2 separate regions of the Homo sapiens genome follow, and region 2 is linked to region 1. The links are chromatin loops, found by intact Hi-C in ENCODE. Cell type or tissue: mammary epithelial cell. All regions are shown on one strand. Links, peaks and the distances in the headings refer to the core of each region. The heading gives the core; the rest is flanking DNA. Region 1 overlaps CLUL1 (clusterin like 1). Region 2 has its middle 19 kb from the start of THOC1.

Evidence for each region. Peaks named below come from ENCODE experiments on the same cell type or tissue, not always from the same donor. Only the 100,000 strongest peaks of a DNase experiment are listed, where the experiment ranks them.
Region 2: a loop joins it to region 1, with 23 times the contacts of the local background. A loop is called at or near these places in 90 of 110 quality-filtered maps.

Annotation. Positions count from the first base shown.
Region 1 is chr18:614,695-619,099 of GRCh38, reverse strand. It overlaps CLUL1 (clusterin like 1), which reads right to left. Exons shown (of 10, transcript NM_001393344.1): 3 at 994-1,112. The coding sequence starts at 1,099. Among named protein-coding and RNA genes, the nearest start is that of CLUL1, 20 kb to the right of the region's middle. In mammary epithelial cell, for the core only: a CTCF peak has its summit at 2,546 (motif pointing right); no DNase peak of the experiment used is centred there.
Region 2 is chr18:285,020-289,424 of GRCh38, reverse strand. No RefSeq gene overlaps it. Among named protein-coding and RNA genes, the nearest start is that of THOC1, 19 kb to the right of the region's middle. In mammary epithelial cell, for the core only: a CTCF peak has its summit at 2,802; no DNase peak of the experiment used is centred there.

The DNA of each region.
Region 1 (4,405 bases), core at 80-4,079:
TATTCTGAAAGCAGATCATAATGAATTAGCTGTCAGCTGCCACATGGACCCAGCTGCCACACGGACCATACCTTCTACTCCTCACTTGTGAGCGCCTAAACAAATAGAGTTCACTGAACCTCATTCTTGTCATCTTGCTCAGGCCCTGTTTTCATTTATCCATTTTTTTTCTTTCATTTAAGACTCAAGTGTGTTTATATTAGAGAAAATTTTGCATTTTCTTCATAATTTATATTAAGTGCCCAGCTGGGGACCTCAAACACAGTCAGCAATTTCTCTTTCTTTCAGCTTCAGTTACCTAATAAGGAGGCACGAGACCTAGAAAGTATCCCATGTAATACGAGCTTCCTTAATAACTCAATGGACGTGTCTTATACACCTTTAATAAGCCCTTAGTAAGTTTAAAATTCATTGTCATTCCCTGTTCAAAATAGCCAACGTGGCCTACTGAGGAGCTCATTCTTGACTCTGATTATTACAGACCCCAAATCAGCTGCATTTTAGCTAATTTGTTCTTCTATATATTAAGTACCCAAAGTATATATCACCAAGCAAAGTTGCAAGTTAATGGCCACAGAACAACCAGATTCAACGTAATTATAACCCATTCTTTCACTAGTTTAAGAACAATTGCACAGATTACTCTAATGGTTTAAATTTTTCAAATGCTAGAAAAGTATTTCACTGTTCATTAGAGCTGTGCTGAGATGACACCAACCATCTGGATGATACAAAAAAATGCAGTGAAAAAACTGGCAAGTTGTATCTACATGATACAAACATCTGGAAAGGTGAACGCCTGCAGAGACGTGATTGGAATTTTCTATTTTTACCCAGATGTTTGGCGTCAGGATGACCTGGTTTAAGCGCCTTGAGAACGTTTCACCGTGAAAACAGCGAATATGGTTATCTCTCAACTGCGACTCACTATAAACGCCAGCAGGACAACCAACATGCAAACAGGACACAGCACAGATAAGAAACCAAACGTACTCTTCAGGTTTTCACTGATAGCAGTTTTGTCCTTCCAAGTGGGTGCGCAGTGACTGTCTTTCAACCACAGCAGACACACAATAAACACCAAGAGTGGCGGCTTCATGTTCCCGCTGTTACTGCAAAGGAAAAATAAACCCGCATCAAATGTCTTCCATTTGGTTAGTTTCTGTTGGCATCAATTGAAAACACCTGGGGCTCCAAAGCATTTTTCTGTCAATTTTTCCTTATGACTTTAGACAACTTATGCTAATGTGCCTGAGACATAAGGAAGCTTGAAATGTAAGTTAAAAAAACAAACAAATTCTAGTCCCTATTTGGTTTAAACTCTTCACGACAGTTAAAAAAGCCCGCCATGTGAAGTACTTGAAACTCAATGCAATGGAGAGGATAGATCACATCCTCTCAGAGTCCAAGCTTCATTTTGTAAACATCTCGAAACACAGAATTAATTCGAATCTGTTAGAGGGATTTTTTTCCCTCCAAAATTCTTTTTTTTTTTTTTTTTTTTGAGACGGAGTTTTGCTCTTGTTGCCCAGGCTGGAGTGCAATGGCGTGATCTCGGCCCACCGCAACCTCCACCTCCCAGGTTCAAGTGATTCTCCTGCCTCAGCCTTCCCAAGTAGCTGGGATTATAGGCATGCGCCACCAAGCCCGGTTAATTTTGTATTTTTAGTAGAGATGGAGTTTCTCCATGTGGGTCAGGCTGGTCTCGAACTACTGACCTCAGGTGATCCGCCCCCCTCGGCCTCCCAAAGTGCTGGGATTACAGGCGTGAGCCACCACACCTGGCATTTCCCTCCAAAAGTCTATGTTCTCAAGTGAGTTTTTACCTACGTGGTTCGCTATTATTTTTAAAGAAAGCAAAACCAACCACACACATTTTTCTCATACTCCTTATAAAACCCATTATGCTATGTGAATAGTGCACAGTTAAAATTTTTTCTTCTCAGTTAATGAATTTCCCTTTGAGTTTAATTCGATACACATTAGTTATAAATATTCTAAATACAGAGGTTAAAACTTTACTAAGAAAAGTTAAATAAGTTAGAATAGTCGTATGCTTTAATAAAGTTAAAACTATAAAATAAGTTAGATTATTTTAACTCCCACAAAGGGGATATTTATCTGCTTTACGTATATTTACTATTTTAAAAAGAAAACAACCACAGAAACCTCCATTATTTGATCAACATTTGGAATGTCTTTTTAATACAGTCGTAAACTAGCAACTGTACTAGTAATTATGCAGTTATCACATTTTACATACATCATTTCAACTAACTCTTCTTCTATCATTACTCTATTTACAAAACAAAACTTATTAATATAGTGTATTTACCACTAACTTTGCAATATCTCCCCAGTGAAGTTGCCACCAGCTTCTGGAAGGACCTTCGTTTTTCTCTGCTTTAATTTTCATCCGTGTCAGGGATTTAGCTGTGTCCTATCAGTTTGATGACACAGTGTTTAATCCTATTAACCCAACATTTTGAGATTTACAACTATGATCTAAAATTTGGTACTGTTCAGAAGAAAACACTAGAGGGCAGGCTGTGTACACAATTGGCAACAGTGACCTTGGGCTACCTTCCTATATACAAATGTGTTTTGATAGGACTCATTAAAACCTTAAAAATATTTTTTTAATTTTCAATTTAAAATATGTAGTTTCCTATGTAAGCAAAATTAGTCTCTTAGATTGAAAATACTATAAGCCACAATGTGAAAGTGAGTAAACTCTTAGATAAAACAGTTCGAAAAGTGTATTTACACAGTCATGTGGCATCTTTGTTTGTTTGTTTTCTCGTTTGGCATTTTTTGACTGTTAGTATATGAAGCGATATAACCAACTAAAGTGATAAAGTCTAGCATATACATAATGCAATAGATAAGTATTTTAGACCCACCGTAATTTGCTACTTGATTAGCTGAACTGAAAATGTAGCCCTTAATGATTCATTTAAAAACAACTTAGACAGCTGTTAGTCATGATAGCCAACTCTGGAATCTACACGATGGGTCTCTCTGGCAACTGAAATCTCAAGATCACCTGCGCCCTGTTTGCAAGTTTTGAGAGACTAGCCAATCCATCCTTACTATGTACTCAGCACTTGTCCAAGCAGGTCAGACCTTGACAATTCTGAACTGGGCCACCTGCCTTTTAGGCGCCCTATGACGTTGGTCCTGGTCTCTGAGCAACATGCAGTCTGGAGTTTATCTTTGCTCTGCCTGGGCACAGAGAGTGACACACATTCAAGGCCCAGCCACACCCCATGTCAGCTGCCTTGATTACCCACTAATTCCCTCTTTTAGCTGGAAAACTCTTAGCTCTCTTGGAAAACAGATCAGCTCATAGCAAAACTCGAACTATTATTATTTTAAACAGCCTAATGTCACTTATGAGCAACTACAATCCACACCTATAAACAGATGTGTCCTATCCTGAAAGATGCATGGTTGGCCAATGGAAGAGGCAGCACTTTGGGTATTTTTCTCAGGAAGAGCAGAGCAGAGTCCTGGAAAAGTTGGTCATAGGAAATTGTCCAGCTTTTACCCTGACTCTGTGCACCATTGCTCATTAGTTTACCACTGTCCAAGTTTGGGCCCGTTTGACATCAAGGCTGGCATCTGCGTGTTCTTTTTCAACAGACCCAAATTTTGTTGAAAACGGAACCAGTTTTCAGGAAGCAAAACCAATCACACACATAGAAAGATGGCTTACTTCCTAGTAGCAGATTTTTTTCTTTAATCCATGTTCCTCCTTTAAGAGCAATTTCTCAGAACAGAACTTTATTGCTAACTAGTACTAATTACTTTGAAAATATCTCGAAGCTTCCAAAAAGGCTCTTCCTCTAATTACTTCATCTGTTTTCACAGCTGCCATTTTGTTCTTAAGATTAAGCAATACTTCATGTGAATCCGGTCACTTTCATAATTATGACATCATTATGCTCAAGATTTAAGGGGATTACAAAATATTGTAGATAGCTGCTTGATAATTAAGGAGATTTAGAAGCAAAGTCATCTTAATTAAGAAAGATGGCAAGAGGATGCATGTGGCATCAACTGGAAAATAGAGGAATCAGATGGATTTCAAAATGTCAGGTTTATTGTTGCTAAGTTCAGGCTTGGACAGAGCATCTTAGATGCATGGCCATAAAGGTCTTGCTAATATGTCACCCTTGAGTTAGACTTGCCCATCCTGCCACTGGCATAGCCAGACAACCTCTGGGCTTCCAACTGGGACATTTGGCCAGGAGCAGACTAGGAAGCCTATATACTGCTCAGGCTGTGTCTTATATAGAACCAGCTCCAGGATACAATGACAGTGGTCCCTGCAGTTATGTAACCTAAGAGTGCATGTGTCCTGTAGACACCAGCTAGGATTTGCTGTCCTGCACCAGTAAGG
Region 2 (4,405 bases), core at 333-4,332, 330 kb after region 1:
TTGTCTGTTCTCTTGGCCCTGTAACTCTCTTTAACTTGGAAACTTCAGTTACTACTTTAATCAGCATTTTCTCTCTCCTAGTGACTTTAACCCTCAGTTAAGAGAGATGGACTTATTTTGCTCCTCTTGGAAAGAAGAATCACTTCCTTATTGGGGTTCAACCTAAAAATGGACTTCCACATTGCTTAGGGTAATGGTTCTTTTAGTGTAACATCGGCAATTCCCTCTCCAATCCTCTGCCCCACTCCCACACACACATTTTAAGAAAAACTTCTCAAGACTCTGACTCTGTAACTGAGAGCAGGGGCAATGAACAGAACTGAATGGATCAGGGAGGGATAACTACAGCTTAATTTAAGAAGAGGCTTTTTTTTAGATGGAGTCTCCCTCCCTCTGTCACCCAGGCTGGAGTGCAGTGGCATGATCTCAGCTCACTGCAACCTCTGCCTCCCAGGTTCAAGCGATGCTCCCGTTTCCACCTCCCAAGTAGCTATGATTATAGGCACCACCATGCCTGGCTAATTTTTGTATTTTTAGTAAAGACAGGGTTTTACCATGTTGGCAATAGCTGGTCTCGAATTCCTGACCTTAAGTGATCTGCCCACCTCGGACTCCCAAAGCGCTGGGATTACAGGTGTGAGCCACCATGACTGGCCTAAGCTGAGTCTTAAATAAAGGAGGATTTGACCAGTTACAGGAGAGGAGAAAGACATTCCAAGAAGAAGCAAAAACATATGCAAAAGTTATTAGGTATGAAAGGAACTGAGAGTAGCTGAGACTGACTGGTGAGTAAATGGGTGTGAGGAGAGGAAAGATGAGAAAAGTATAATATAGTCACGTGTTGCTTAGCAATGAGGATGCGTTCTGAGAAATGCACTGTTATGTGATGTTGTTGTGCAAATATCCTAGAGCATACTTATACAAATCTAGATGGTAGAGCCTACTGTACATGTAGGCTATATAGAATAGCCTATGACTACAGCATGCTACTGTACTGAATACCATAGGCAATTGTAACACAATGGTAAGTGTACATCTCAACCTATCTAAATATAGAAAAGGTATAGTAAAAGTATGGTATAATAATGTTATGGGACCATCATATATTACACATATACAAAATATACATATCTGCATATCATTGCACAGCAAATGACTGTATATAGTTATGACTTTGGAGCAGTACACACCCAAGTGCAAATCCCAGTTTGTGCAGAGATATTTTAAATTCTGAGTCTTAGTTTCCCAATTTGCAAACAGTATCTTTAAAAACAAGGAATAAATGAGATCATGTATATAAAATATGAAACATAATGATGGCATGTGATGTGTGCTTAGCATATAGTAACTTATTAATATGAATATATATATTTTTAAATTGAGACAGGATCTCACCCTGTCATCCAGGCTGGAGTGAAGTGGTGCAACCATTGCTCACTGCAGCCTCAAACTCCTGGGCTCAAGCGATCCTCCTGCCTCAGCCTCCTAAGCAGCTGTGACTACAAGCAGGCACCACCATGCCTGGCTAATTTTAAAAAAGTTTTTTTGTAGAGACAGGGTCTTACTATTTGCCCAGGCTAGTCTCAAACTCCTGGCCTCAAGCAATCCTCCCACCTCCCAAAGCATTGGAATTACAGATATAAGCCACCATGCTGGGCTAATATGAATATAAGACTGAACGGTTAGGCACGGGTGATTTATAAACAGTTTTGAACACAGAATTAACTAGGTCTTGAAAGCCATTTGGAACCACTGAAGGATTTTCAGCTGGGGAATAGATTGATCAGGTTTATTTTCATTAGGGAAGACATTCAACTACAAGGCAGTGAGCTAAACACTATGGGAAAGATGTTTGAATCAAAATGCTATTTTTTTTTTTAGATGGAGTCTCGCTCTGTCACCCAGGCTGGAGTACAGTGGCACGATCTCGGCTCACTGCAACCTCCACCTCCCAGGTTCAAGAGACTCTCCTGCCTCAGCCTCCTGAGTAGCTGGGACTACAGGTGCATGCCACCATGCCCGGCTAGTTTTTGTATTTTTAGTAGAGACGGGGTTTCACCATGTTGGCCAGGCTGGTCTCCAACTCCTGACCTAGGGTGATCCACCCACCTTGGCCTCCCAAATTGCTGGGATTACAGGCGTAAGCCACCACACCCGGCCTCAAAATGCTATCTTAAACTCCCGGTGTATAATTTGTTGCCATCAGTGCTGAAAATCTAGTATAGGTCTGGTGCTAACTTCAAAACAGGAAACTATTCATTTCTTTCCACTTTTTTACAAAGTGGGTGGAATCTGGTGTTGGGTCAAAAAACAGTGTAGTGGAAAATCTAACCAGAACCAAGTGTCAGATCTCTCTTCCAGCCCTGAGGGCAAAGTGCTTCATTTTCCTCTTAGAGGTGTTAATAAAAAAATACACGCTAAAGGTCACAAAACCTTGTGAAATAATCACAGTTGAGTAATTCCCCCGATGCAGATGTGTACCACTTATTTTCTAAACTGACATAAACAGCTATTAGAAAAGAAACAGCTTGAAAGAAAAACACCACCAAAGTCCAGATGAGCCTTCCTGACATCTGCAGCATAGAGATGCTGAGTGGCTCGAAACTAATGAAAATGAAGTACAGTATTCTAACACAACACTTGCTGTGACAGTAACTTACTTAAAATTTCCATTGACTAAGATAGTTGAAGGTCAGTGTCAGAATCCACTCCAGACAGTAATACATCTAAATACAAAAAGTTTGTGTGTGTCTGTGTTTTCCCACTATACTACTTTGAAGGAAATATTTCCATGCAAACGCTGTCCTCATGTGGTCGGAACCAGTTACTTCAAAGAAGATATTCCAGTGGAATATAAAATAATTTGTGTTACTATGGAAAGAGACTAAGTTAAATTATCATATTTTAATGGGTAAAAAAAAAGGAGGTTCATCTCCAAAATGCTTTTTCCTTGGCAATCCCCAGAACTTTCTCTCTTTCTCTTGTGGCTTTCCCATTAAAATCAATTTTGCTGATTATATTCCTGTTGAAAATTATGAAAGTAAAACATGATCACTGCAACCAGTGAGACTTGTTTGTTCTTTCATTTTCACTGCCTGACACACTTATCAAATAAATGTTTTAAAATTTATTCATCGATTCATTGATTGACACTTGGCATTTCCAATTCTGTGGCATTGTCAATGATACTGCAATAAACATTTTTCTATGTCTCTGTGTATACACGGTTGTACATGCGTAAGAAATCCTCTTGTGTTCACACCTAGAAAATTCAGGGTGGAAGGGTATTACATCTTCAGCCTTACTAGAATGTGAGATTCTTCCCCAAAATGGTTGTACCAAATTACATTTCCATCAGCTGAGTACACTCGCTCAACTTCCTCACTCACATTCATCATGTTTTTTAACTTGTGTCAATCTGCGAGATGAGAAAACGATGTCTCAGTGTTGTTTTATGCATTTCCCTGATTACTTGTGAGGGGTTAAGCAGTTTTTCATGTTTCCTCTTCTCTATCAATTTCCTGTTTATGTCTTTTGTCATTTTAACTGGGTTATTTGCCATTTTCTTACCGATTTATAAAAGTTTTTAATATATTGTAGACACTAATCACTAGTTATATATGCTGCAAGTATCTTCTACCACTCTAAGTCTCATCTTTCACTTTTATTATACTGTCTTTTGATAGGTTAATGTTAATTTCAATGTAGCCAAGATTATCAATCTTTTCCTTTTTGGTTGATGTTTTTTGTATTTTGTGAGATCTCTCCCTACTCCAAGATAATTAAGATATATTCTAAACAATTTAGTTTTGCATTTCATACTATGTCTTTAATCCACTTGGAATTTTTTTGTATGATACAAGGGATCAAATTTTATTTTATTTATTTATTTACTTATTTTGAGATGGAGTTTCACTCTTGTCAGCTAGGCTGGAGTGCAGTGGCGCGATCTTGGCTCTCTACAACCTCTGCCTCCCGGGTTCAAGCGATTCTCCTGTCTCAGCCTCCAGAGTAGCTGGGATTACAGGTGCCCGCCACCACGCCCGGCTAATTTTTGTATTTCTAGTAGAGACGAGGTTTCACCGTGTTAGCCAGGCTGGTCTCAAACTCCTGACCTCAGGTGATCCACCCACCTCGGCCTCCCAAAAATGCTGGTATTACAGGCGTGAGCCACCACGCTCGGCCTCATTTTATTTTTTAACAATTGTTCCAGGGTGATTCATCGAACAATTTCCCATTTCCCTATTGACTGCTTTACAACGGGATACAATGAAACATAGGTGAAGTTTCTCTATATACGTGTGGGTCCCTTTAGGGGCTCCCTGTTCTCTTCCTTTAGTCTGTCTATCCCTAAACCATTACTATGGCATCTCAATTACTATAGCTAAGAAATTTACATTAAGTA